Regions from separate parts of the Homo sapiens genome. Here region 2 is linked to region 1. Evidence: chromatin loops called from intact Hi-C (ENCODE). Cell type or tissue: mammary epithelial cell. All regions are shown on one strand. Each heading gives the region's core, and the rest is flanking DNA. Links, peaks and the distances in the headings are about the cores only.

What was found. Hi-C counts contacts between places; a loop is a spot of excess contacts. Peaks named below come from ENCODE experiments on the same cell type or tissue, not always from the same donor. Only the 100,000 strongest peaks of a DNase experiment are listed, where the experiment ranks them.
Region 2: it touches region 1 in a loop (2.2-fold over the local background); 1 of 110 quality-filtered maps calls a loop at or near these places.

What each region holds. Positions count from the first base shown.
Region 1 is chr2:41,701,175-41,718,831 of GRCh38, reverse strand. No RefSeq gene overlaps it. Among named protein-coding and RNA genes, the nearest start is that of LINC01913, 170 kb to the left of the region's middle. RefSeq lists enhancers at 2,894-3,003, 7,884-9,083. In mammary epithelial cell, for the core only: no CTCF peak of the experiment used is centred there; DNase peaks (open chromatin) are centred at 7,671 and 8,431; H3K27ac peaks cover 1,602 bases.
Region 2 is chr2:41,760,267-41,773,619 of GRCh38, reverse strand. No RefSeq gene overlaps it. Among named protein-coding and RNA genes, the nearest start is that of LINC01913, 110 kb to the left of the region's middle. In mammary epithelial cell, for the core only: a CTCF peak has its summit at 8,501 (motif pointing right); no DNase peak of the experiment used is centred there.

The DNA of each region.
Region 1 (17,657 bases), core at 4,484-12,483:
TTGGGTCATTTAAAATTCTTAATTATTCCATAATTATTTTTGTCATCAAAACCATTATAATTTAAGCAATTAAAAAATTCTCCATATTTCTTCACCTTATTAGTTATTTTAATTCTGTATGTGAAAGATGAAATAAGAAACATGGTAAGTTGGCAATTTTAAAATAATGACATAATTCTAAAGGAAATTACTTTAGACATGAGATAGAGGATAAGGGAGAAAGACTTAAAAATTTAATATTCAGAGGTTGGACAAATGAAACACTGACAAATAACCTTTCAAAGCTCATCTCAATGTGAATGTTTCTGAAACTTGATTATATGCCCCCATGTTAAAATCAATGCTTTTTTCAAATGCTACAACAAATGACTCCTGAAGGGTCCAGTTTGCTTTTCAATACAGCTTAAAATCAACGGGAAAATATTAGTGCAGTAAAGCATGTAGTATTGTAATAGAATTTTTCTCTCCATTTACCTCAGTGGCAATGCTTCAACAGAGTTGTATGAGCAGTCGTGATATGCAATATATTATTTTTATAAATCTTAATAAAAATACACTTTTTTATCAGCTTTTTCAAGATTGATATACTCTGGTCAATATGACACAAATCTTGTTGAAAAATTACAGGTAAAACACAAGATAAGCATGCAATCAATTTAAAGCACAGTTTGTCCTGGTGAACAGTTTGTAATGACTAATCTGTAGGAACCTTGATTACTCAGTTGAATTGAGGTACTAGCCTGGCATGGTACCAGGCTTCCTGTTCATGCATGTCCATCCACCCACCCAGTTGCTGCCTCTACTTCATAATACGCTCTCCCACATCTCTGCTTTAGCCTCACACTTTGAATATTCTTATTTTTGTGGATGCAACTGCTTTTTGTGTGAGCATATCTACAGCTTCATTAACCTTTATTCCTTTGAAACTCAGGTTCCTCCTTAGGTTTAATTTATGTCTTTCTGCTTTTGAATTTTCAAAGATGGGCTTGAATAACAATGGGAGCATTTGGGAAAATCTAATAATTATCCCAGCTTGGCCACTACCAAATTGCATAATTGCAAGCAAATTATCCTACGTTGCTGAATCTCTAACTTACTGTCAGGAACTGATGACAATTAACCACTATTTAACTCGAAATAGATGATTCATTTCGATATTTGTCCTTTAAAATGCTAGAAAAACCTATTATGGCTGATAAGAGGGCTATAAAAAACAGTGTGGCGTGGAGCTTTGCATCAGAAAAGCTGTGTGCATCTAGGCTCTGCCATTTATTGACATAAAATCTGAGACAAGTAGTTTCATCTCTGCATTTGTTTCTTCAAATATGGACTGGGGTAATTTTACTAATCACAGGGATGTTTTGCGAATGAGATGGGGTCATGTAAACAAGTGCCTAGCACAGTACTGCTCTGTAGAAAGGGCTCAGTAAAAACTTAAGTTGGAAAACATTAGGTACGAAACCCAAGTTCCCCTGCAAAGGGCATACAGCAGTGAAAAATGACAGTCCTATAAGTGTCAGCTGTCTGTTTGTTGATCCAGGGTAATTCAAAATTTATTCTGAATAATGAATTCTGATTTAATAATTCCTATTTTTTACTACTTTTTGTTTTAGAGATAGGGTCTCAGTGGCACAATCCTAGCTCACTGCAGCCTTGAACTCCTGGGCTCAAGCATCCTCCCACTGTAGCCTCCTGAGTAGCTGGGACTACAGGTGCACATCACCATGCCCAGCTAATTTTTATTTTTGTAGAGACAGGGTTTCGCTATGTTGCCCAGGGTGGTCTTGAACTCCTGGCCTCAAGTGATTATCCCACTTTGGCCTCCCAAAACTCTGGGATTACAGACATGAGCCACTGTGCCTGGCTTAATGCTTGTTATTTAATTAACTTTGAAAGTAAAGAAGGAAAAAAGGGGAGGGTTTTTAAAAAAAATTTACTTATTTTACTAATTACTTATAGTTCTGAAAGAAAACCAGTCAGTAAATCAAAAGTCCTGCCAATTCACTCCTTGCTCCAAACCTGCTAGAGTCCGTGGTATTTGGAATAAAATCTAGTCCTCACCAGGGCCCACAGAGCCCTCCCTCAGTTGCAGGCTGCCTCTGTGCCTCTCTGGCTCCGCTCTGCTCCTCACCTGCTCTTCTCAGCCCCACCTGCCTTCGTGCAGCTTTTGTATACTCTGAGTCCGTTCCCATCTGAAGCCCTGTGACACTGCCACCCTTTACTTGGAATGTTACTTACCTTCCTTACAGGTTTTTGCGTAGCTAGGTCCTTTCCATTCAGTGTCCCCTCCAATCACACTTTCTCAGTAAGAAATCTCTAAAATAGACACCTCTGCCCCTCACCCCGTCACCCTCTCTCTCATTAATCTACATATTTTTCTGATGAAATTATAAAAATATAAAAAGCATGTATTACTTAAAGTTATGTATATATTTGTTTACTTTTTATCTGTCTCTCCCACTAAAGGTAAGTTCTAAGAGAGCAGATGATGTCTTGTTCATTGCCATCCCTTGTCAAAGAGGAAAATACATGTTATTACATAATATATCTAATAACTACACACTATGTATTATAAATCAAGAAATATTACCTGGAGTACCGCTCCCTGGATCAGTGCTCAGCACCCGTAGGCATTCATAAATTTTTACTGCACGAATGCATTTTCTGTGTGGATTGACCTTCTTACTATTTTAGACATTGGGATACAGTGTTTAACATGTGAGAAAACAGTAAAAGGTCCAAATGTTAGGGACTCAGAGCTCTCTGCAACTGAGAGCTTGCTTAAGAAAATACTTTTAGGAGCATTGGTTTCCTTTTGGAAAAACAGGAAAAAGAGAAAGAGGTTATAGGAGGAAGATGTTGACTCAGGACCCCAGAATTGCTTTGGATGCCAAGGACCTTCTAGAAATTGGAAATGACATGATTTCTAGGACAATGTGGAAGATGTGACTATTGGGCCGTGGGGTGGAGAGAAAGGTCATTATAAGAGTCAGGACTGGAGACCAAGGCTGGGCCTGACAAAGATGAAACTGAAACTGAAATGAGACTGGGTGACTCTGTGTGTGTGGTTTTTTTTTTTTTTTTTTTTTTTTGAGACAGAGTGTCGCTCTGTCGCCCAGGCTGGAGTGCAGTGGCGGGATCTCGGCTCACTGCAAGCTCCGCCTCCCAGGTTCACGCCATTCTACTGCCTCAGCCTCCCGAGTAGCTGGGACTACAGGCGCCCGCCACTACGCCCGGCTAATTTTTTGTATTTTTAGTACAGACGGGGTTTCACCGTTTTAGCCGGGATGGTCTTGATCTCCTGACCTCGTGATCCGCCCGCCTCGGCCTCCCAAAGTGCTGGGATTACAGGTGTGAGCCACTGCACCTGGCCTGGGTGACTGTGTTTTGTTCGTGAAAGCTACTGACATGGGCCAGCCCACAAGGACGCTGAATGCTGCCAGGCTGACCTACAGGGTGGCCTCTGTGATTCTGTCCTGCACGTGGATGATGTCCATCACAGCCATATTCCCTCCCACCCCGTCTCCTGCCCTCTCATCACAATTATTATTATTATTATTTTTACCTTTATGGCCTTATTTGCTTTCTACATTTATGACATTTTAATCTTTTTAAATTTGCAAAGAAAGGTATGCTTAAGATAATGATTCAAATATTACAGAAGGGTTTCTGAGAAAAGCAACTGGCTCCAGTCCCGTGTAGCTTCTTCCCTCAGTTCTGGTTCCTGGAGGCCACTTCTTGTAACTACTTGTATTTTTAGTGCTGATGTTTAGTGCCAAAACTCTAGATTAGTCCTGTCCAATGGAAATCTAATGTGAGCCATATATACCATTTTAAATTACAGGCACACCAAAAAAGTAAAAGTACACATATAAAACGAATTTTAATAATATATTTAATTTAACCTAGTATATCCAATATATTATTTCAACACATAATATAAAGATTATTAATGAGATAGTTTTCATTTTTATGTTGTTTTTGAAATTGGTTGTATATTTTAAACTTGCAGCAGATGACAATTTAAGTGCCCAACACCCACATGTGATTGGTGGCCACTATATTGCACAGTGGCCCTCCAGGTAATATTTCTTGATTTATAATATATAGTGTGTAGTTATTTAGATATATATTATGTAATAACATGTATTTCGTCTTTGATAGGAAAAAAAGGTTGCTTACACACAGCTCTCTCCTCATGTTTTCTTTCTAATGCTTTTAGATATATACATGTATTTGTATTATACATAATTTATACTTATAATTTTAGTTCTTTTATTGGCTACTTTTATAACTTTATTTTTATTTATTTATTTATTTATTTATTTTTTTGAGGCGGAGTTTGACTCTTGTTGCCCAGGCTGGAGTGCAATGGCGTGATCTTGGCTTACTACAACCTCTGCCTCCAGATTCAAGAGATTCTCCTGTCTCAGCCTCCCAAGTAGCTGGGATTACAGGTGCCTGCCACAAAGCCTGGGTAATTTTTTGTATTTTTAGTAGAGACTGGGTTTCACCATGTTGGCCAGGCTGGTCTCGAACTCCTGACATCAGGTGATCCGCATGCCTCTGCCTCCCAAAGTGCTGGTATTACAGGTGCGAGCCACTGCACCCAGCCAGTTACTTTTATAACTTTAAATAATGTCCTTGAAGCTTTGTTTCTGGTTCTTTAGCTTCAATAATATCTCAATTATATGTCTTAACCCCTCATTTTAGGATGTTACCATTCCTACCACATTCTATACATTTCCTTCCTCTGTCTAAGTTCCATCTTCCATCAGCTCTGATTATATTGGACTCCAGTTGTAAATATTTATATTTGATTCTGCAACCATGTGTTTTAGCCTTTCTAAAAAATTAAATGTACATGGAGTGAGAGAACCTCTGTGTATTAATTTTGATTAATACAGATGGCAATCCAGACAACCATAACTTGATCTACACAGAGCTCAAGTCTAAACAGAGAAGGACTTCCCTTTCTACCAACCAGTAGATTATGTGGTCATGGTTTTTGATAATGGAATGAAATACCAGATACTAATTTGAACTGGGGCTTTTATTATTTTATGAGTCCATTCCTGGAGATTAAATATAGTAAGGAAGTAGATTCACATTTGATGTGTAAATGATTTTTCCTCCTTCTGAAAAGCTAACTCTTACGGATCAGGATTATTGTTCTGCAGAGATCAAATGCTGAGACCCCAGAATCAAAGGAAACACAGGGTCAGAGAGGTCATGTGAATTTTAGTGGCACTGGGGCTGACGTTCACAGAGAAGTGTATTTGCAGTTATTTTTGTTTTCTAAATCAGAATTTGGTGTATTAAAATTACCAACTAAAAATATTTTCAATTGAACAATGATTACTCAACTCATAATTACTATTTATAAATCCAGTAAATGTTACCAATCACTTTAAAAGAGTTTATTAATTAACTTGATTAATTTTGCTCCCTTAAACATTTTAAACTTTAATGGACTTGCTTTTCTGAAGAGCCAAACACTTAACAAGTTATTCATCTGTAAGTACCTAAAATGCTCTAGTTAATTTAGTACGTTTATAAATATTGTAAATCTCAAGTTCTTTGATATATTCTAATAGTATATACAAACATAAGCAAATCATTTATATCTTTTAACTTAAAATCATATCTAAAAATCAATTATTTATATATAAATTGGGATGATCAGACTAATCTGCCAGATGCTTTGATGTATCAGATTCCTTAAGCCACTTAAAAATATTGATACCATGGATTTATTTATTTTATCACCTCTATTTATCTCCCAATATTCTTGGCATTAAAAGGCCTTCACCCACTGAGGACAGGGTTACCATCCTGAGTGAATTAGGGTTACTTTTCAACTGGCTGAGAGGGCTAATTGACCAGAGATTTGGGGTTGGGGCAAGAGTAGGAGCTGCAGACGTTAAGGGAGGTTTATCTTTACGGCTGTGTTGAAATGATAATATGTTGGATATACTAGATTAAATAAAATATATGATTAAATATATTATTTGCCCAAGGATCTGATATGTAAATTCCAATTGTTTTGCAACCTAGGTCCCAGGAGTTCAAATTAAGGCCTTCTTAATTCTTGTGTGACGTATTGCACCTTTATTGCTTGATCTTGGTAAATAAAATTCTGTAACTCCTACCCAAGTTGTTTTATGATGAGATGGTAGTCAGTGAACTAATTTAAGGTTAGAGTCCATCCTTAATTCTTTTTCTCCTCTTCTCTTACTGACAGGGCTGGGACTTACATGTATTTGAATGAATTCTATATATTTCCCCTCTTTTCCTGACTCTTCAGTGACAATCCTAAGACCATGCTAATAACAGAAGACAGTAATCCCTTTTCTTAGCCAAACAATTTGGAAGCCATGATTTTCTTTGCATATCATGAAAGTGACCATGGTGTTGGATATTGTGGTAGAACTTTCAAGTAAAAAAGAACTGTCATTCAACTGAATTGGAAGCCTCCAAGACTGCTGAGCACCCCATGTCTTCGAGTGCACCGAGGCTGGAGGAATGCTACAGAGGGAAACTTGCTTTGGAAGAAGGTGGTCTTCATAGCTTCCAATGTCTCCTATGCTCCCATAAATAAGAGCAGAAAACAGAGACTATAAAACTTTTGGGTCTCTGATTTTTCAGACTCTTTTCTTATTAATTCCAGCATATGCACCTACTGATGATGACTTCCTGAGTGACTGATGTGTGCCAGGTCCTGTAGTTGTTATAGTTAAAGAGAATAAAAGATCCTTCCATTGCTATGGTGATATTTTTGCCACTAACCAGTTACTCATCACTCCCAGTTGGAACATAGCTAATATCATAGGTCAGTATCTGAAGTGTTCCTTGTGTCATACTTCTCCAGGGGACAGAATTGCAGGACTCTGAAATTCTTTCTGCTGACCTTTGCGCCTTTTCTGACTGCAGTGTGCAACCATGTGTGTCTTCTCTGTACTTGCGTGGGTAAGACCAGTTGGGCTTGCTGTCCAGGCAGCTTGTAAATAGACTAGGAGTCTACTCAGAAAGCTGATCATTCTAGATTTCAGAGAATCAGGAGGAGGAAGCCTAGCTTGAACTCATGGCCTCATTTTCCAATTCAAGAGTTGGGTTTTGGGCATTTGCCCAACTATTGATAAAATTAGTACTTATTTCTCATTTGACTATTGATTTTTTTGTGGGTATGTTTCTTTTGGTTGAGAATCAATAGTTATAGATGAAGAATGGGGAGGATGTAAAATCCGGTTCTCAGCTCTGATAGGTTTCCATATGTAGAAAGATTAAGTAACTTGTCTTAGTCACATAACTAGTAAGCGGTCCAACTGGGGTTTGCACATAGGTCTGTCTCTAAAACCAGAATGATTCCACATTGCCTCCCTACTTCTGAACCAGTACAAGCTTTGAGCAGGGGAGTGATCATGACCACCACATGTGGCTGCTGCATCTCAGGGGGTGCCAGTTGCAGTGTAGACATACGCTAACTCAGTGGTTCACACACTTTTTGATATCAAGACTCCTTTACATTCCTAGAAATGATTGAGGATTTCCAAGAGCTTTTGTTTAGATAGGTTATATCTTTTGCTATTTACTGTATTAGAATTAACACTGAAAATTTTATAACATAGGAGCATGCATTCCATTAGCCCTTAGAGTGATGAGGTCATCGCACATTGTGTAACATCAAAAAATTTTTACTGTACACTCAGGAGAGACAGTGGAAAAACATGTCTAAATATTCTGAAAATAGTTTTGACCTTGAGGTATCTTAAAAGCACAATGGAGAATCGCTAAGGCCCCTTACCACATTTTGAGAGCCACTGTAGTAACTGATTCAAGAGCAGGTGAGCAGGGGTGAAGATTCAGGGGTTTCAGGCGAGTACTACAGTTGCAGGAGAGACTCTCCCAATAGAAGCCCTCACACACCCACTCACATGCCCAGTACTCCCAGTACTGCCAGTGCTCTGCATTCCCTGAGGTTGCTCTTTCTGCTGCTGTTGGTGGTCTAATTTCCACCCCTACCCCACTGTGAATCTCCCATGGCATCTCACCTTGGGGTTGGAGTGTGTGTGTGTGTGTGTGTTTGTGTGTTTGTGTGTGTGCATGCACATGCATAAAGACATCTTCTGTGCATGCCACCAGCGATGTTTGCTTCTAAGCGTGCTAAGGATGTGTGACTAGGTGAGAAAGGCAGGGCTGTTCAAGTTGTGCATTCATACACTAACTCATACACACACATATACATGGATGTGTATTTTTTCCTTTTAGCTTGAGAAGGAGGTGCCATTTTTCTAATTTGCTCAAAAGTGTTGTATGTGTCAGTGGCATCTCTGAAGTAATGTGATTGGTCACACTCTTTTGAAAGACTGCTCTGGCAGAAGTGTGTGACGAATGGTTTGAAAAGGGGAGACTCCAAACTCCACAGGCTAGCGCCGAGCAGGTGAGTTAAAAGGAATCTGGCTCAGAAAAATTAAATTAGTTAGGATGATTCACTTTTATAAAATGGGCTGTATTGCTAAATATTTCCTACAGGTTAGTCACATTGCTAAACTAATATGGAATGTAAAGTTGGGAATTCCCTAACAATTCTGAGTTCCGTTTTTCAACCTTAAATTTGCATTACCCTTTAGCTTTTTCATTTAACTACATGTATAATTTATTACCAACATTTTCCCCATGGCTAACCTATTTGCTGTTGGCCCTAAGGGACTTTTTGTGCTTTAGGTCTACTCTTGAATCTTAAAGACATTTTGCTTGTTTCGGTGTCCTGCTCAAAGGAAAACATGCCACAGCATTGCCACCACTTATCTCCAGTGACCTTCAAGGGCTCGGTGATTGATCTCGGATAAATGAAAATGGAGAGCGAGCTGCATATTCCTCACGATAAGAGGCTTGTTTGCATTGCATGCTTGGCTTTGTAGGGTACCTTGTGTGCGCTCTCTGCCATCCTTCCTGTGTCAAGCTGCTGTCCACTGCAGCTAGGTTTTAAGGAACCCTTGTGAGAAAAAGCCAAAGTAGAAAACCTGTAAAATACAGGGAGCATGCCATTTTAAACAATTAAATGACATTTAAAAATCTCTGCTCCTTTTCTAGGCTTATAAAAGTGGAAGCCTATCAAAAAGTTTACCTTTATTGTGCAAAGAGAAAAATGTGCTTTGCTAGCAAAAGAAACTATCAGCAGAGTAAACAGAAAACCTAAGAATGGGAGAAAATATTTGCAAACTGTGCATCTGATAAAGGTCTAATATCCAGCATCTATAAGGAGCTTAAACAAATTTTCAAGAAAAATACAAACAACCCGATTAAAAAGTGGACAAAGGACACAGGCACTTTTCAAAAAAAGACATACAAGCATATGACAAAAAGCTCAATATCACTGATCATTAGAGAAATGCAAATCAAAGCCGCAATGAGATACTCATCTCACACCAGTCAGAATGGCTATTAATAAAAAGTCAAAAAATAACAGATGCTGGCAAGGTTGCAGAGAAAAGGGAACACTTATACACTGTTGGTGGGAGTGCAAATTAATTCATCCATTGTGGAAAACTGTGTGGTGATTCTTCAAAGAGATAAAAACAGAACTACCATTCGACCCAGCAATCTCATTACTGAGTATTTACCCAAAAGAATATAAATCATTCTACCATAAAGACATATGATGTGAATGTTCATTGCAGCACTGTTCACAATAGCAAAGACATGGAATCAACCTAAATGCCCATGAATATAGACTGGATAAAGCAAATGTGGTACATATACATTGTGGCATAATCTGCAGCTCAAAAAGGATGATATCATGTTCCTTGCAGCAACATGGATGGAGTTGGAGGCCATTGTCCTTAGCAAACTAACACAGGAACAGAAAACCAAATACTGCTTGTTCTCTCTTATAAGTGGGTGCTAAATGATGAGAACACACGGATGCATACAGACGGGAACAACAGACCCTGGGGCCTACTTGAGGGTAGAGTGTGGGAGGAGGGAAAGGAGCAGAAAAAGCATCTATTAGGTATGAGGCTTAGTACCTGGGTGATGAAATAATCTGTACAACAGCCCCCGTAACGTGAGTTTACCTATATAACAAACCTGCACATTTACCCCTGAACCTAAAATAGGCGTTAAAAAAAGTGCTTTGCATTTGCGAGCAGTACAATTTCTTTGATATTGTTTTGGATCAAGCACCAGATGTATGCTTTTTTCCTCTGCTAGTTGCAAGAGGATGTGCTAGAGAAGATCACTATGACCATATTCCCTGATAAACTATAAAATTCATGAGTGTGGGGACCAGATTTTTCCCCATATTTTTATGCTACATTCCTGTACCATTTTATAAAATATAACAGTCAGTGCTGTTGTAAGAGACGGAAACTAGTATTCCTTTCCCTGTAAGGAATACTTGCATCACTAGAGTAGTATTATAATGTAGTTTATTTATATGGAAAGGCACGCAGGAGATTGCTGGAGAGCTCTTATATTGTATTTGGATTTGTGGCAGAAGTGTACTCCTAGGCCCCAGACTTACCCTGTGTCCTGGATCTATGAGTATGGCTGGAGAGCCTGTGTGAGTATCTCAGCCTCTGAGTTCCTTGATGCAGAACAGACTCACCCAGGGCTCTCTCTCTAGAGAAGTCTTCAACCATCCGTGAAAAGCAGCCTTCGGTTTATAAGCTCTGAAGTCGCACAGCTTAACTCCAGTGTTACGGACTGAATTGTCTTTACTCAAAATTGATACATTGAAGCCCTAGCCCCCAGTGTAACTGTATTTGGAGATAAGGCCTTAAAGAGATACTTAAAGAGGTCTTGTGGGTGGGCTGTCATCTGATAGAGCTGGTGTCCCTCGAAGAAGAGGAAGAAACACCAGAGAGGCACGCACGCAGGGGAAAGACCATGTAAGGACACGGTGAAAACATGGCCATCTGCAAGCCGAGGAGAGAGGTCTCAAGAAAAACCAAACCTTCTGACATCTTGATCTTGGACTTCCAGCCTCCAGAACTGTAAGAAATAAATGTCCATTGTTTCAGTCTCCCAGTTGGGTATTTTGTTACGGCATCCCTAGTAGACTACTACATCTAGCAAGTAGGACAGTAGTTTGACAGTGTTGAAGAGAGTGTGGTATGTTCACTGACAAAGTGTTCATCTGTTTGATTGCAGACCCTGTTTACCTCCCTTGTTGCAATTTTACTGCATCTATAGCACATAGAAAGAAAAACTGGGCTTGTGCTAGTCATTCAGCTGGTGGACTCTCAGTCTAGCTGACAATACTTTTGCAGCCCTGCCTTGGGCCCCTTCTGGTTCCTTTGGCTGCAGAATACAAGTTATACGGTTTCATTAATGTGTGCAAAGTACTGTTTGCTAGCCTAAGTGGCAGCAGGAGGCAGAGATCCAGGGGATACAGGCATAAAGATTAGAGGAAGGATGTGACAGTGAAGTCAAGACAAATGATGCTGTTAGTATATGGGGGGACCATGGCAGGTTATGGGGTTTCACACAGAGACTGTGGAGTGAGACGGCTGAGGTTTGAATCCTGATCTACTATGTTTTCGGTAGTGATCCTGAGCAAGTTACTTAACCTGTGTGTGCCTCAGTCTCCTCCTCTGTGAAAAAGATATTAATAGAGTTGTGAGGTTTAAGTGAGTTGTATTATGTAAAGTGGTTTCAGCAGTGCCTAAGAACTAGTAGATGTTCTGTAAGCATTAGTGATGATGATGATGATGATGATGTTAGTGATAACATCATCACTTCGACAATGGCTGCTGTTTTTTTCACACGTACTTGGTCAATTACTTGTACATACTAATGCCGTCATGCCCCTTTCCTAAACTTTTTCTTGGTTTCATCTCGAACAGCTTGAGCAACTTGGGTCCGCCCCTCCACTGAGTGGTTCAATCCCACTCAGAGGAGGGAAACTCTTCCTGATTCTCATAATCTGGAATGTGTGTGGGTTTCCATGGCTAAAATACAAAATTGTTCCCACTCATTATCTTTTTCACAGACTTAGACCATCTTCCTCTGTGACTTGGACATCCACATAGGTGCAAAGAATCCATGTCACTTCCCTCAGATTGGATCGCTTGGGCATTAATGCCAGCCTGCTCTGCAGAATTAAGATTTGGACTTGAGCCCCTCACTTGGCAATCCCTTCTTTCCTGATGGTTTTTCAATCCCTTTCCTAACTTGGGCCTGTTTGCTTCCTTCTTTCCTCAAGGAGCTCTCAGTGGGCTCCGGGATCCATGACAGGGCTATACCATGCATGACACAATGATGTAATTCACATGATTCTCTTTCCTTTCCTTGGAATGTAACTTCCTGTCATCTCTGGAGTCTGTTTACTGTATATCAGCCAAGTTCTTTCTCATATGACACCTTCCCACAAAACCTCCCTGTATTCTAATTTTTCACTCGTACTCTGTCCTAAATGAATGGATGTTTTATGTAACATCTTGATACAAATTTAAACTTCTGGAGTAGGTGAAGGGTGTTTCTAAAAAGCACAGATAATTCTATATCAAATGCAGTGGAAAATAGATGACTCAGTCTGCAGCCCATGATTGCTACAGAGAAATCTGCATGGAAAGAAATAAATGGTAAAACAGATCTCTCTTAATCAGTTTTTTTAATAAAAAGCCATTCTCTTAGATGTTTACAAAACTACCTTCATTGATGCCTTCTGAATTTCATGACCATGACAATGGTATTTCTCCATATATGAGGTCATGTCCTATTTATTTTTATAATTCCGGAACCCAGTAAAAGACCTGGCGTGCAATTGGAGCTCAGATGTTTGTTGAATTAAAAAAAAAGTTTATGAAAGTACATTTTTATCTTCCTCACCCAATGCTTTAGATCTGGCAAAATGTTTTCTATTACAACAACACTAATTTGGTTGTAGAACTCTTCTGGTCAAGACATGACTTTAACATTTGCCTCCTGACTATGAGGGGCAGAGAGAGAGAAGCACGTAACCATTGCAAGTATCTATTATGAGCACAAGCTCAGAGTGCTGCGTTAATCACTGGCTGAGATAAGGAGGAGGACAGGTATAGAAAGGAATCTAGGTCTTGTGCTTGTTCTTGTTTATATAATGTAAGTATGTAAGTGATTATTCTGAGTGCTTTGTGCCTGTTAACCACGAGATTCTATGTAATCACAGTAATGTGCATAATTAGAAAGCGATTGCTTTTTTGGGGTATATCAAGATGCATTTGAATTTCAAATATTTAATTGTAACCTTAAGAGATGCTTTCTGGTTCTTTTTAAATTTATACAACTTCTTCTACTGTTTTAAGTATTTTATAAATTTCATGCCAAATCTCATTTATTTAAGTAGGCTTAATAATGTGGTCTTAAGTAGAACCAAGAGAAATAGCTAAATGAGGAACGACATTATCATTTCCTCTATTTGAAGAAGCCTGTTCTAGATTCTTTTAGTGTCTTCCTTTTTAGTTTTGCTCATTTCAACCATCATTGAAGTACTTAAGCAAGGGCAAGGAACATACAGAAGTGTTTCGAATCACAGTGATTAAAACCAATGGTTTTATAAAACATCAATCAGGATTGAAATTTTGAAAGTTAAAAAGAACTTTAAAACGACTGTAGAGATCAATAGCACAAGTTATGTTTGCTACCAGCATACCCAGGTGGGGAAAGCAGGAGTGGTGGGCAGGAGGCTGGACTGATCTTGCAGTTGACTGGGTTCATTGTGAAGCCCTTACCAGCCCCATCAACCTGGCTTGCAATCTCTCCTTCCCTCTTCTTAAGACCTTCACAATATAAAAAGTAGTGTTATAATTGCAATCAGAAACCTTTTTTTTTTCTCAATTAAAGCATTGTTACTAAAGAAAAATCCATGAAGGTCTATTCTGGCTAAGTGGTTTCTTTCTTTTTTTAAACTTGTATTTTAGGTTTGGGGGTACATGTGAAGGTTTGTTACATAGGTAAACACGTGTTATGGGGGGTTTGTTGTACGTATTATTTCGTCACCCAGGTATTAAGCCCAGTACCCAATAGTTCCCTTTTCTGCTCCCCTCTCCCCTCCCACTTTCACCCTCATGTAGCCCCCAGTGTCTGTTGTTTCCTTCTTTGTGTTCATAAGTTCTTTTTTAGCTTCCACGTATAAGTGAGAACATGCAGTATTTGCTTTTCTGTTCCTGCGTTAGTTTGCTAAGGGTAATATATTTTGGCCAAGTGCTTCTAGATTCGCAGTATTTATTAGAAAGATCAGAAATTCCAGTTTACATAAAGTTTTCTGGCTGATACAATAACACATTGCAGCTTTTAATTGACCTGGCTTTTGGGAGAAACTTATACCTTGTTAAGTTACCAAACTTTATGGTTAGTGAATATGGAGTGCATTCTTCTAGAACCATAAAGCTGACAGAAGGATAAAGAAGAATTCAGCGAAAAGACAGAGATGGGAACCAGTCAGTCTCCCATCAAATATTGACACAAAATTTGAGTGCTAATTAATTAAAAAAAGATTTACATTTGCTTCATAGATTAAATGAAAATGCAATGGCCATGTTTATATGTGTGTTTGCATAATTTTATCTGTACGTATCCATTTTATAGGCATACATATACATATATGCATATATTTGTATGCGCAGAAATGGAGGAAGGCAGGTATTGAAGGGAATCTAGGCCTTGTTCTTGTTCTTGTTGATATAATGTGGGCATGTAAGTGATAATTCTGTATACTTTGTGTCTCTTAACCATGAGATTCTATGTTATCACTGTAATGTGATACATATATGTATACATTTTATATGCATACATTTTATATGCATGCTTACACACAGACAGGATATTAAATTGGAGGTTCAGACTGATGTGCCAAGTTCCAGAAGGTATCAGATATCAGGAATTATCTGATAATAATTTCAAATAGGGTGCCCAGGAACTGTTTAGATTGATTCACCTACTTTGAAAGGGTTAGGTTGTTGGAATGAAGGATTGTACAGAGGATTACTTTGGAGAGAGTCTATTTTATTCTCCCTTTTGCATGGCAGACAACACCTGACAGCAATAACTTAAGCATACCTTGAGAAGGACCCTGTATGGCAGATGCAACTGAATGAGTGTTCAGAGTTCTGAGCTAAGGAATCTGGGGGTGGCTAAGGCAGATATTTATTCCTCACGTACGAGGAATATCTGAGCCCCTGTCTCATGGAATGAGGGCCGTATAGTGGATTGAGGCCCTTTGTTTTGGGTTAAATGAAGGTTGCCAGGTGGAAGTTGTTAGGGGAAGGGTGTTAAGTGAAAATGCTATATCAACTGCATGCTTTTTGCAAGTGGCTATGGTTCTCCTGTTCAGCCTGCTGCCACTGGACCACCCCTCTATGTAAATTACCCCTGATAAAACTCTAGGTCTCATTTACTGGCTCCAGGTCTCTTCTTTGCCCACTTGAACCTGGTGCCACCCCTATTGAAGCTAATAGGAGTCTGGCATGACACCTTGCCACCCCAAAGAGTCGCTAAACAATTCCTAGGCAGTGTGTGAATAGCCACATTCCTTACTTATCACAACACCTGGTCACAATTGGTTACAATGTCTGGATTAAGCAAGTTGGCTCTTATAAAAGTTAAATTAATTATTCACCAACTACGATTTGTTTGCAAAAGTATTTTTTTCACCATGAAAAATCTTATAGATAATTTATGACTCTGAGCCAAGGAGAGTCAACTGTATACACTAGAATATGATTAGCAGCTTGATTGTAGAATGATCTGACCTGCGTATTTGGCAAGCTGTCAAATATCTGCTACTAGAGTGTCAGGCACACTCAGATGCTTGTTAAATGTCTTCTCACATGATGAGCATAAGGATCTTCACAGTAATTCCTAGCCAGTTTCCACATCAGGCCCTGTGCGCCCTCTAATACAGGTAATGGTATTGACGTTTAGCTATTGTATTCATTCAAACAGAAGAAGGATGGGAGTTTTCTTGGCTACTAGAGCTCCCTGGGTGTTATGGGTTGAATTACATCCCCCCAAAATTTCCATCATAATTAGGATGTTATGTTGACATCCTAACTCTCCGAACCTTAGAATGTAATCATATTTGGAAATACAGTTGTTGCAGATGTAATTAAGGTGAGGTCATACCATAGCAGGGTGGCCCCTAATCCAAAATGACTGGCATCCTTCTAAAAAGGAGAAATTTGGACAGAGAGACACACACAGGGAGGGATAACATGTGAAGAAGAAGGTGGAGGTTGGGACGATGCTTCTACAAGCCAGGAAATGCCAAAGATTGCCAGCAAACTACTGGAAGCTAGGAGAGGGCCATGGAACGGATTCTTTCCCACAGCCCCCAGAAGGAACAACCTATGCCGACACCTTGATTTGGACTTCAGGGTTGTGATACAGTTCTGTTGTTTTAGCTACCTAGCTTGTGGTACTTGTTACTGCAGCTTTAGGAAGCGAATACACTGGGCTTATAAAATGAGCAAATTCATCAGCAAAGGGGGATTTTCTACATCTGTGGACTCCTTTTACCCTTTCTTTTGCTTTGTGTGCTATCACAGCTCTTACTCAGCTATTGCCCCTACCACAGTACCTCATCTTTCCTTTCCTTTTAGAGAAATTGTATAAAAACTATGGTATCCAGAAAGGATAACTATTTGATAGATTAATCTGGCTTCGACAGGCAATGATTTACTAAATGACTGTTGAATATGCTTAGAATGTCCAACTCTGGCAAATTTGAGAAATTTCAGGTTGCATGGATATATTTTCTATAATCCTAGAAGTAAAGGCCAACATTGTCTAAAAAATGGTGGACATTTTAGCATAGTCGATAAAGACTATTAACCAGAATGGAGGACACTTTATGTTATGAGTAGATGAATGTGTTTTATTCTATGAATAATGAGAGCTAAAAATAACTGCAAGAAAGGAGTGGCATGATCAGTTAAGAACTTTATTTAAAAATAATTACACATTTACAGGAAGATGTAAGGAAATGCACAAGGAGGTGTCATGCACTCTTTACCCAACCTTTCTTAATGTGAACATGTTGCATAACTGTAGTATGTAAAAAACAGGAAATTAACTTTGATATAATCCATAGGGCTTATTTAGATCTGGCAGGTAAATATATGCACTCATTTATATCATGTGTATGTGTGTGTGCAGCTTCGTGCAATTCTCTTTTTCTTTTTTATATAATTTTTTTGTAGAGATAGGGTCTTGCTATGTTGCCCAGGCTGGTCTTGAACTCCTGGCCTCAAGCCATCCTCCTAACATGACCTCTCAAAGTGCTGGGATTACAGGCGTGAGCCACTGTGCCTGGACTCCATGCAATTTTCTTATATGTGTAGTATCATATAACCACTATCATAATCAGGTTATGTAACTCTTTCGTCACCACAAGACTCGCTTGTGTTACCCTCTTATAGCTACACCCATTTCCTGCCCCATCCTTAACCCCTGTCAACCACTAATGGTTCTTTACCTCTATAATTAGGTCATTTCAAAAATGTTACATAAATGGAATCATGCAGTATATATTCTTTGACAGTGGCATTTTCCACTTAGCATAACTTCCTTGAGGCTCATCCAGGTTGTTGTGTGGATCAAGAGTTCATTCCTTTTTATTGCTGAGTTGTATTTCATGGCACGGATGCTCTACAGTTTAACCAGTCACATATTGA
Region 2 (13,353 bases), core at 5,309-13,308, 54 kb before region 1:
TAACAAAATGGTTTTTAAACGAAGATAAAAAGAGTGAGACCAGAAGGGTTATTTTTATTGTTGGTTAAATCCAATAAAAATATTCTCTATAGTATACAATGTCTTCGGCTGGGCAGGTGTTCAAGTATCAACGGGGATAATAAACACAATTTTCAACAAATTGCTTGTATCATTCAATAGAGAAGAGGGGGATAACGCAAGTGCTTGTAAGTTTGTCAGGTAGTCAGTACCACCTGGATCCTTTCACCAAGGTCTTTGAAGGATGGAGAATGATTGAGAAATGTATCAGAGAATGATTTTTAACTTTATTAGGAGCTCTACAAGGAAAGTGAAGTTCTTCTTTGTTAAAGAACAAATTGTCTCTCTATTCTCCAGACTTGTTATCCTTTGGGTCAAGTCATGAGCATTTGCTGTGTGCCTGGAATAGGTCTAAGAGTTAAATATATATCGGTTCATTTATTCCTCTACAGCAGTGATTTTAAACTATGGATGATTTCTGCCCCCAGGGGGCATCTAGCAATATCCGGAGACTTTTTAAATTGTCATAAGTGAGGTGGGGGAATACTACAGGAATTTACTGGGTGGAGGCTAGGGATGTTGTTAAACATCCTAAGATGCACAGGGCAGCCCTCCACGACAAAGGATTATCTGGCCCCAAAAGTTGATAATGCTGAGGTTGTGAAACCCTGCTATATAGAATAGTAGGAAGTATTGTTATACCCATTTTACAGATGGGTAAACTGAGAAGTTAAATAATGGACCAAAGGTCCTCCATAGCCAGAAAATTGGATACGCATTTTACTGTCTTGCGCTTTATTTAGTGATGTAAATAACTAATACATCCTAGGAAGTACTGTGTGTGATGGTTATATCCACCTCTTGGAACTAGCACAAAAATGGATTGCATTTTTATTTTTGAATTTATACTTAATACATACTAAAATACCTAGCAAGCAATCCAGCTCTCTCTAGATAAGTTTGTTAATGGAGTCAAATCAAGGTGTGGTGACGTTCTGGAGGCCTGGGAAAAAGAGTCCATGGGCTCACTGTGCCTCTTTCCTAATTTAATTTCTTTCAGCTGATCTGTTTGCTTGCCTTTTTGACCATTTTCTTGCTAACTGCACTGTTGTATCAGGGAAAGAAAATCAAGTAAATCAGTCCGATTTTCTAGCGCCTGCTCTCAGACTGGTGGAGAGGACCGAAAAATTTCTTAGGAGAATAGTCTATAGTTAGCACTAAAAAAATCAGATTGTTCTCTACCTTAGCTGGAAAAGGTAATTTGGTGAGTGTCGACTTCAGGGTTGAGTACTCTTTCCCAAGTATTTATTCTGTAAGTCATGAAATAATCACCTTGAACCTACATCTTTGCCTAACACTTGGGAAGTTTCTGCAGAGCCTTTGGTGGTCATAAAATGAGATGAGTCTTTATGGTGCAGGGTGAGGCTATCTGGATGTGTGGCCTGGTAGGAGAGGCCCCTTGCAAAATTTCCTCTCTGCCCCCGTTCCCTACCCCATCTGCTAAGATTTAAACTCAACCTCAGACAGAAAGATGAGCTCTGAAGTCTCATTTATTACTGAGGTTCAATGTTACTAAAATAACCACAAAGAAATGAGATGCCTTCTTCAGATTGCTAAAGAAGTAAGTGAATTGATCTGTGACTTAGAGGTATCTCCTCCAGTTAATCATTGCTGACTCATTGTTGCCTGCAATCCCTATGAATTACAATGAAACTAGAAAGAGAAATGATATATGCAACATGATGGGAAGTGGAAATAGGCTGCATATTTCTACATGGGATGGCTGAAATGGGAGCCCTAAGTTTTTAAGATGCAGCACCTGCACATGGAAGGCGGGGAATGACAAATGTGTCTGAATCATTTGGTTAGCAAAGCTGGCCTTGCTTGGCTGATGGCCGTTTGATGGATTCTGCCCTTTCCCATCTGCTTCACCAGTTCATTGCCAGTAGAGAAACACGCTTAGCTTAGAACCATGTTCCTATCTCACATGATTTTTTTTAAAATTATACTTTAAGTTCTAGGGTACATGTGCACAACATGCAGGTTTGTTACATATGTATATATGTGCCATGTTGGTGTGCTGCACCCGTTAACTCGTCGTTTACATTAGGTATATCTCCTAAGGCTATCCCTCCCCTCCCCCCACCCCAGTGTGTGATGTTCCTCACCCTGTGTCCAAGTGTTCTCATTGTTCAATTCCCACCTATGAATGGGAATATCGCATGCTGTTTTGATAAACCACAAGAACCTTTGAATCAGCTGAAGGTGACTGGAGAAGGTGTCTCTTCATTCTATCCTGCATCAGTGTCCCTTGGTAGGCTGGTTCCACCGTAATAAGACTAAGACAGGGATCTTCTTTCTTGACCAGATGGGGAACAGCAAGGGACGCTCTGATTTTCAACTGAAAAGGGTCCCTGAAATGCTGTGTCTACTGCCACAGTCATGGCTCTGGAAAATTAAAAAAGACAATTGTGCTCATTGATGAGACCTCTCATCCCTGTTTTGGAGGGATCTCTTCTTTCATCATGACTCTTCTTAAAGGCATGAAACCCTCCTTCCTTTGGATAAGGCATTATTTAGTGTCCTTGAAGTATAACCTTTATTCTCACATCCCCAATAATTGAAAAGTAGATGTGTTTGGGACTTGTGATCCCTTTGGAACCAGACCCTGGGGGACATGTCTCTGTGCTCTGTGGCAGTCACCCTGAATATCTACTCTCTGTGCATGTCCAGTGATTTGGTCTCACTCCTCGTGGCCATCACTTTGACTCTGTTACTGCTATGTAATACACATCATTTGGGGGAGGTGAGAGATTTAAGATGAATCACTAGCAGAAAAATCCCAGTGAAAAATGATAAAGATGGTACCAATGGAAATGCAAAAGAATCAACAGACTTAGTGATTTCACGGCATTCAGTCATGTGGGGGATTGGAGTTCTACGCAGGTAAACTAAGGAGAATCCTAAGTGCATACACAGGGAAAGAAGAGAAAATAATTAAAGGAATAGTGGGAAGAGGAAACACAGGTGAAGGAGATTTTTTGTGGTCTGGTGGGGAAGGTGATTGATTCTGTTCTTAAACAGTTCTAGAATAGGTGAGCTGGTAGTGACAGCAGGACATTTTTTGGTTAATGTTCGGCATGAAATTGGAAATCTCAGAAGGCACTGAGATTCACAGTGAGCTTAGCATCAGCGAGGCAGGTTTGGGTCTTTGGTGTTGACCCGGTAATAGACCCAAGGAAGTTGGTATGATTGCACACAGAAGGATGTGCATAAAAAGAAAAGAGACTTGTAGCCCACATCTGAAATCTTTATATTTAAGAGCTAACAGGAAAAAGATGCACAGGCAATGACGATTGAAAAGGAACTGTAGAAAAAGCAGGAGCAGAGGACACAGAAAAAGTTTAAGGAGAGGATAGCTACATTAAATGTTGCAGAAAGGTCAGATTGGAAAAGGACTGAGATGAGGCCATAGGATTTAGCACTTAGAGACATTTGAGAAAGAATTTTTAGTAAAATATTGGAGATGGAAGTCTGATTCTAGGGAGTTAAGAGGTGCCTGAGTGACGTAGAACTGTGGGTGGCGAGTGTGATTTGCGTATGAGCTTGGTGGATGGAAGCAGAGTTGCTGATGTGGGGACAAGGGTGAGGATGAATGGAAAGGGCGTCTTACCCTAAAGCGTAAAGGGAGGTGTTCAACCTGCAGGAGAAGGAGAGGAGATGGTTAAGGTGATAAAATCTAGGAGGAGGCACACAACATGGGATCAAAAGTTTACTGTTAATATGGGAAAAGGGTTGGGGTCCTTCCTTTTTACAGACTGAGGGAGTCCAGGGAACCAGATGAAGCAATGAAGTTACTTTGAGATGAAGGAAACAGGAGGTGAAGAAGAGAACATTAAGTTTTTCAGTGAAGGAGGAGGCTCAGAAAGAAGTGGATAGGTTATTTGGGGATCAGAGAAGAGTAAAATAGATTGAAATTGCTGCCATATGGTGTGGGATAGATAGTTAATAAGGATGAAGAAAAGGATTAGTGAGCAATGATGTTGAATGGCATAGATTTATAATGGGAACTGGTCAGTAAACTTTTATAATTTTCAACAGCTTGGGAACAGGAGAGGATAAAAAGGATTGAATTTAACTGGAGCTGGAATTGGCAAAATTAAATGATTAAAGGCTGGGATTAGATCTGGAAGGGGGACTTCAAGGTGTTTCTAGTGTCCCTATTTGACCATAAAGCCCCCCTTGATGGGTAACTGTAGCCTTGAATGCCACAGGACGAATGACCTCACTAGCTTTCTTTTACCAGAGAGCCTCTCGGAGGAGGGGTTTTCTGGTAGGGTATCTTTCAAAAATGAGTTTTAATAGGAAGCAATGAGGAAAAATGGGAAATACAGCTGAGAGGGTTAGGACAGTCGTAGCATTTAGAGACAGTGAGGACCCTGGGAGGACAGAAATCTCCCAGAGGGCAGGGTAGCTCCTTGGCCCCTGATCTATGTCAATAATTGCATCATTTAATTCTTTCTCTGAGGCCACAGAGTAAGCACAGAAGGCTCAGACATGTGCCCAGGGTTGCCCAGTGAATAAAATGAGCTGGGATTCAAGTTGAGGTTTGTGAGGTGCTGAACTGCAGGAGCCAATCTCTACCCTGTATCACCAGCTTCCTCAGCTGTAGAAGGCACCGGGAAGGAAAGTGGCTGGTTGGCTTCATCCCCAGGTTCCCAGCTCTCCGGAGGGGTGCAGTGTGAACAATACCCAGGGAGGTGATTATTCCTGGTGTGGTGTAATTCCTCATGGTTCCTTTCTTGGAAGAATGCTTCATCATTTGACCTTTCAGTCCTCTACACTTAAGTTTGGAAATTTGTATTTAAACTGAAGTCTGAAACATTCCGAAGTATCTCTCGCCTGCTGAATTCTACCATCCATTTCCCTCTTGGTGGAAGCAGAATGGGCTAGAATTTAGGCGAGAGAAGTATGAGTCATTTGCTCACCTTCCTGGGGAAATCTCTTGACAGGAGACAAAATGCATCCTGTCGCTGGCAGTGAGAAAGGCCCTCAGAGAGGGAAGTATGATGGCGGCTGACAATGTGTGAACAACCCAAAAAAGGATGCATCCCCAGGGACCATGTGAGCTGAGGAAAGCTGCGAGCTTAAGTAGTGTGAGGAGGCAAAGCCTGGAGCCAAAAGCAGGCTCAAGGGCTACAGCTAGAGCCTCATGTGCTTAGGAAACAAAAACAGCCCCCTGCCCCACGGGCTAAACTACTCCTCAGCAAAGCAACCTTTTAGAAGACAACAGCCAGCCTCTTTTCATGTCAGAGCTTTATTTTGTTCACAGCTGGGAATGAGGGCAAATGATCTGAAGGAAAGACTTCCAGGAGCCATGTTTGGTTAGTTTTTAAGTTCACTGTGATGGTAAGGCAGCCTCTAAAGTGGCCCCCAACGATCCGCACCCACTAATATTCACATCCATTGCAATCCACACTTCACCTCACACCAGCCTTGAATGTGGGCTAGACCTAGTCATTTGATTCAACAAATAGAATGGGGTGAAGGGGATATCACTTCCAAGATAAAGTTGCAAAAAAGACTATGACTTCTGTCTTGCTTGCTCTTTCCCTCTCACTTGCTTTCTCTGATAGTATCAGCTGCCATGCTGTGAGCTGCCCTATGGAGGTCCACATGGGAAGGAACTGAGGGAAGCCTCCAGTCAACAGTCAGTGAAGGACTCAGGAACTGAGGCCAACAATCCTCAAAGATCTGAGTGCTGCAACCACAGGAGCTTAGAAGAGAATCCTGCCCAGTTGAGCCTTTCCATGATTACATCCCTAGTTGATCTTGACCGGAGTGTTGTGACTTTAAGAGAACCCATCTAGCTGGGTGTGGTGGCGCACACCTGTAATCCCAGCACTTTGGGAGGCCAAGGCAGGTGGATCACGAGGTCAGGAGTTCAAGACTAGCCTGGCCAAGGTGGTGAAACCCCATCTCTACTAAAAATGCAACAGTTAGCTGGGCACAATGGCAGGAGGCTATAATCCCAGCTACTCGGGAGGCTGAGGCAGGAGAATCCCTTCAACCTGGGTGGCAGAGGTTGCAGTGAGCTGAGATCAAGCCCTGGCACTCTAGCCTGGGCAACAGAGTGAGACTCCATCTCAAAAACAAAACAAAACAAAACAAAACCATCTAAGTAGCACCCTGATTCCTGACCCTCAGATAATGTGACATAGAAAAAAATGTGTGTTTAAGATGTTAAGTTTTGGACGAGGCATGGTGGCTCATGCCTGTAATCCCAGTGCTGTGGGAGGATTGCTTGAGGCCAGGAGTTCAAGAACAGCCTGGGCAATATAGTGAGATCCTACCTCTACAAAAAATTAAAAAATTGGCCTGATGCAGTGGCACACACCTGTAGTTCCAGCTATTGGGGAGGCTGAGGTGGGAGGATGCTTGATCCTAGGAGTTTGAGAGTGCAGTGAGCTGTGATTGGACCACTGCATTTCAGCCTGGGCAACTGAGACCCTCTTTCTTTTCTTTTATTTTCCTTTTCTTTCTTTCTTTTTTTTTTTTGAGAGGGGGTTTTGCTTTTGTCACCCAGGCTGGAGTGCAGTGGCATGATCTTGGCTCACTGCAACCTCCGCCTCCCAGGTTCAAGTGATTTTCCTGCTTCAGCCTCATGAGTAGCTGGGATTACAGGCGCCTGCCACCACACCCAGCTAATTTTTGCATTTTTGGTAGAGATGGGGTTTCACCGCGTTGGCCAGGTTGGTCTTGAACTCCTGACCTCAGTGATCTGCCCACCTCAGCCTCCCAAAGTGCTGGGATTGCAGGCATGAGCCACTGTTCCTGGCCATGAGACCCTATCTCTTTAAAAAAAAGATATGTTTTGGGGCAATTTACTGCACAAAAATAGATAACTAATGCAACTATACTAATTTCCACATCACTATTCATACTCCTTAGGAGTAAAAGAGGCTCTTCCTGGAAAGACCCCTGTAACACTGGGGTGTTACAGACAGCTGCTCCTGGCCTATTTGATGTTGCTGCTCCTGAGTATGTAACACCCCAATGCCTGCTTGTCAAGAATGTTGATGACCTCTGGAAAGAGAACTGAAGAAGTCAACATTTCAGTGTCTTGATGGTGCCTATTAGACTGCCTGAGCCCCTACGTGTAAAAGGCTGTGAGAATTCCCTGGTTTGTGGTTTAGAACCCACTGAGGAAATGGACAGGTTAGTTAGTGGTGAAAAGGTCAAGTTTTAGGCCACGGTAAAGTAGAGGCAAGCCCTGGTCAATAGGGTACTCTGTATAGTGATCTACCACTCTGTTACAGATGGTGGGGCAACTCCTTCCATTCCAGACAATGTCTTCTGCTGTTCATGTCCTTACTATAGCAAACTGTGCTCAGTTTTTTGAAGTGTTAGCCATATTGCTTTTCAGTAGCCCTAGATCCTGACGAAGTGTTTTCTGACACCAGACTTTTAAGCTAACTCCCTCCCACCCTACCTTTTTTTTTGTTTTTTTGTTTTTGTTTTTTTTTGAGACAGAATCTCACGCTGTCATCCAGGCTGGAGTGTGGTGGTGTGATCTCAGCTCACTACAACCACTGCCTCCTGGGTTCAACCAATTCTTGTGCCTCAGCCTCCTGAATAGCTGGGATTACAGACATGCTCCACCACACCCAATTAATTTTTGTATTTTTAGTAGAGACGGGGTTTTGCTGTGTTGGCCAGGGTAGTCTTGAACTCCTAGCCTCATGCAATTCATTCACCTGCCTTGGCCTCCCAAAGTGCTGGGATTACAGGCATGAACCATCACACCAGGCCTAAGCTGACTTCACTTTTTAATTGCTTTTTACACTGACAGTTTTCCTTAAAATTCTTTTTCATCTCTATCCTGACTCCAGCTACCTCTATCCTAGTGGCACAAGAGAAAAAAAAGGCAGGAATTGGCCTTAAAAGCATGGGGAGAAGAGGTTTAATGTTGTTCTCTGTCAAGGCTGATGTCCTATCCTTTTATTGTACCATAGATAGGCAATGGTTAGGAAGCTCCTTACTTGGAGGTATTTCAGTATGTTCTTAGATACAGAAGTCTATCTGCTAAAAATGTTGCTACATGAGATGATATCTTATAATTGCATAGCTACCCCTTTTAACAAAATCATATATACTTGTCTCTCCTTCCACACTTCCAGTACTTCCAGAAGTAATTATATTACATTTGAATTTTAGGTACTTATTGTTTAAACTAAAATATCAGTAAAATACTCCTCTTCCTCCCTGCTCAAAAATGACAATGATCTCAGACCCTCTCTCTCCTCAAACCTCCAGCGCCTTCTTTAACATTGCTGTAAGTTGGTCCCCTTGAATTCTACTTTATTGAGAGCATCAGAGTGTTTGGAAGAAGCTGCCACAGGCTTCTCCCCTGTCAGCATCAGCACCTGCACACTCTACCTTTTCTAGCTAAGGTGAGATCCTCTGCCACGTGTGCACTAGGTGGCATTCTCCTCTTCCTCTTTCAGGACATGACTACAGCAACTCTCTCCTCTCTTACATCATTGACATTTTTGTTCTTTCCTGGATCATTGTTATGAACATATTATTAATTTCCCACCTTAAAATGGAGAATTTTTCTCTCACTTTCTCTACCAGCTGCCACCCCATTTCTTTGCACTGGTTACAACAAAATCCCCAGAGAGCTATCTATGCTCACTGTCTCCAATATTTATTTTCTCATGATTTCTCTTGAGTTACTTAATCAGTTCTGTTTTTAAATCGCTCCACAGAAATGGCTCTTATCAAGGTTACCTATGACCTCCACAGTGTTATAGTTCATAGTTATCAGTCTTTATCTTACTTGAATGGTGAGAGGCATTTGACACAGTCATTTATTCCCCACTCTTTGATACACTGTCCCTGCTTGGCTTCCTGTAGGCCATACTCTCCTGGTGCCTCCTCCTTAGACTCCTTTGTGGGTTCCTTCTCTTCTCACTAATCTATTAATGTTGCCATATCCCAGGGCACAGTCCTTGGTCCTTTCCTCTTTGCTGTTTATACTCACCTTCTTGGTTATCTCATCCAGTCCTATGGCTATAACTGCCTTCTATATGCCAACACTTTCAAAATTTTGATGTCCAGTCCAGACTTTTCTTTTACACTCCAGATTTCTATATCCAACTGTGTACTTGGCATCTCCACTTGGATGACTGTCTTCTCAAACTGAAACTGTCCAAAACTGAATTCCTGTCCCCCTGATTCCTGCCAAAGCTATAACAGCTGCAAACTTCACTGATCTTAGTTGACAGCAATCCATTATTCCATTTCTTAAGCCAAAAAACTTGAAGTTGTCCTTGATTCTTTCTTTCTTTCACATCCCATGTCTAAACAGGCAGGAACTATTGCTGGCTTGAAGATCTATCCAGAATCTGACCACTTTCATCACCTCTTCGCTGCCATCTAGATCTAAGCCACCACCATCATGTCTTGCTTGGACTCCTGCTCTAGCCTCCATGGTCTCCTGGCTTCTACCCTTGCATCTCCACAATTTATTTCCAACACAGCAGCCAGCCTGACAGTTTTTAAAGATGATGTTGCATCTTAAAAAATTCCAGAAGCTCCACATTTCACATTATAGTCCTTGACATGGCCTGCATGATTAGGCTCCTGTCACTTCTGTGATCTTGGCTGTGCAACTTAACTCCTCTATGTTCTAGTTTCCTCTTTTAAAATGGAGCATGGTATAATTCTTACCTCACACAATTGCTATAAGGATATAACAATTGGTATCCTCGTAACAATCCTGTAAGATAATGCATGTAATAGTAAAAATACATGTAATCGTAAAATGAGCCATTATTTTTTCAATATCATTAGGAATGATAAAATAATATTGTTAAGTTTAATGCTCTTAGCTTAGAATGAGAGGCTGTTTACATTTTTTCCAATCTTTCCTTATACTGCCTTTCTAATGGTTGTCCCTCTCTGTTTCTCAGTTTTACTGCTTGTAAACATGGTAACATGGATGTAAGCCACACCCTTGCTCACAGGTTTGTTGTGAGGCTGCATAAGATACTGCACATCCAAGTCCTTTATTGTAGAAGGGGCTATCGAACTAGAAGATACTGTCTTCGTACTTCTAAGGACTAAAAGCTCCTTTTTTCTTGTCTCTGCAGAAATGACAACAAGGTGATTTTCCCTCAAATGTTTCACCTGGAGACCTGAAAATAACAAACATTTATGTTGCTATGACAACATTAGAAAGGGAGTCAGTACTCAAAGCAACTAAGTACTGCCCCTTAACAGGCTGCAGGGCGAGGCACTTGATTTGACAGATTAGAAAACAGCAGGGACCCTTGCTTACCCCGCCTTGTGAGCCCACATATCCTTGTCAACTCTGATTAATGAATGTTCCAGCAGAAAAGAAGCACCATTCATTGTGTATTCTTCTTAGTGTTTGAAGTTGATGGGGCTTGTTTCTCTCATTTCATTGAAATGCTTCCCACACAAAACAAACAAGGTCAGCTTTTTGGATTTCCGAGAGTATACACTCACCTGTAGGTCCAAAGCACAATCATTTCAATGCAAGTTGTGACAAAAGAAAAAAAATATGCCATTGTTCAGTCATTTTGAAGAATATCTGATGTAATGTTTGAGTTAAGCAGATGGATGGACCTGGAGAGATGAAGGACTCTGGCCTAGAACTTGGTAAATGGGCCTTGCACCCATCTTCTGAGTACTGCAAGGCTTTTGATGTGAGAACTTTGCTCCTTTTAATCTTACGTCTGCATCTTTGTCTGTATAGGATAGTCTGTATTGATGGAACTGGACAACTTAGGCTGGGAGAAGAAGGGGGAAGAGGTTCTGGAAAGAAGCAAGGCAAAGCCAGTTCTCTACAGGGATAAGTCAGACTAATGTCTCATTAGTTTCCTATTTTAAATATGAGTAGAAAACCAGGAAATGTGAATAACACAAATAAAATCTGGTGCAATAGAGGTTAGAGCCACTGTCAGATACCTTATAGAGTTGGTCTGTATGACATTAAGCAATTGAACAGTTATAACCGTGCATACCGTGCATGCGATATTTGGATGGAAATTTATCTTAGGACCTATTTTTGGAGTCTAGGCCATCTGCTATGCCTTGCACTCAGCAGTATGATGTGGCAGCAGCATGGGCTCTGTGGGCTAGCTTCATCACACCAGCTGCATGGCCCTTGGGCTAGATGTTGAATTTCTTCATGCCTCAGTTTCCTCCTTTATAAAATGAATAATATGATAGTAATGATAATAATACTTTGTAGGGTCATTGTGGGAGTTAAATGAGATAATAAATGTGAAACTAATTGGAATGGAGTTAGATTCTTTGTTCCTGTGCGCCTTCAGGACCATCAAAGGGTGAGATGGCCATACAAGATCATGATAACAAAGTCTCTTTCCCCTTAGGTTTGGCAGTGAAGTAAGTAGACGAATAATTACTATAAATATAATGCAAATGGTTTAATGTGCTATAAAGCAAAGTGATTAAAAAAACAAGAGAATGTGAGGAATTTTGACTAGGGAGAAATCTGGATACTTGGTTGAAGTTGTGATGGGTGGATAGAGTTAGTGGTGGGGAGGTGGGGAGACTTTCCAGGGGGAGGAGAGAGCAATTGTCCAGGCCTAGGGACTGGAGAACACAGGGAACAGTGGGATCACATTATCAGGATGGCTTTCCAGGAACAGGCTGTATGGGGGGCATTAGAACAGAAGCCCGAAGTCCAAGTAGGTTGAGCCTGAATGCTGGATGAGTTGTTTAGGTTTTATTCTATAAAATATTGGTAGCCATTTTTTTTAAAGCAGGTATCTTAGTTCATTTATGTTGCTGTAAAGGAATACCTGAGGCTGGGTAATTTATAAAGAAAAGAGGTTTATCTGGCTCACTGTTCTGCAGGCTGTACAAGAAGCATAACACCAGCATCTGCTTCTGGTGAGGGCTTCAGGAAGCTTCCAGTCATGGCAGAAGGGGAAGAGGAGCTGGCATCTCATGGTGAGGAGGAAAGAAAGAGGGGAGACTCTTTAACAGCCAGATCTCATGGGAACTAAGAGTGAGAACTCACTCAATCCCACAGGATTGAATGGCACTTAGCCATTCAAGAGGCATCTGCCTCCATGACCCAAACTCTTCCCACTAGGCTCCACCTCCAATATTGGGGATCAAATTACAACATGAGATTTGGAGGGGACAAATATTCACACTGTATCAGCAGGTGAGTGACAATGATTAGGTCTGTGCTTGAGGAAGAGAATTCTGGCCTTTGTATATCTGAGGGCTTATGGGAAGGAAGACTAAAATACTCTAGAAGAGAATTTGGCAGCTTAATGTATGTAATGGTTGAGGCTGAGGCTAAAGCCAAGAATAGGTTAGCCTTGAAACTGCTTGGGAGCCTGGGTGACCAGGAAGATGACAGGAGACAAACTTATGGTTGTTAAATGACTAATTAGTATCACTTCTAGATCCGTGTTGGGAAGAGGTGGGGACAACTGGGTGAAACGGGAAACCACCACAGGCCCAACCGAAGGCCCCTGGATCTCTAAGTCTGGATGGAAGGCAGAAGTCCTAGCACCCACACTGTGCAGGTACTCTGGCAGTTGCAGCCTCAGTGTCCAACCCTCCTGTCTGTTGTTCATGGTAGGCACTGAGGTCTGACTCTGTTTAGTCTTCCCTTTCCTTCCTAGCAGCCTACCTTCAGCATTCTGTAAGGAAGTCAGCTCCCATAACCAAGGGGAGGATGCCTTTCTAAGTATCTGCTATGAGGCCGGCCCCAGAGTCCCAGCCATTGGTCCAGCTGCCAAACTCAGGGAGCATACACATCTGTCAGCCAGAGGTTGGCATATAGAACTCAAAAAAGTAATTTTAAAATTATGATTCTTTTTATCCCTTTCCTTTGGTTCCCCTTCCTATCATTATTTAATTCTTGAACAAACAGTTATTGAATGCCCATTATGTGCATGGCACTGAGCTTGGTGCTGGAGTGAGGGCACTATTATAATATGAATTAGACATTGCCCTTGAGGAGCTTATCCTAGACATTTGTGTTGGATGTACCATTTTCTCTTTGTTAGTAAAAAAGAGAACTGCCTTGGGAAATTTAATAGAGAGTTTTAGGTGAGTGGGCTTGCTTTTTAACTCAGTTGATCACAGCATTATTTCTGGATACAGTCTGCAGGTCTTTATAAATATAGTCTAACTCTCTCGTTTTACAGACAAGCAACAAACTCTGAGAGGAGGTCAAGTGACTTCAAAGGTCACACAAGTAAAGAATTCTAAACTGGGTTTGGAACTCATGTTTTCCAGCATATGTCTTTTTAAATT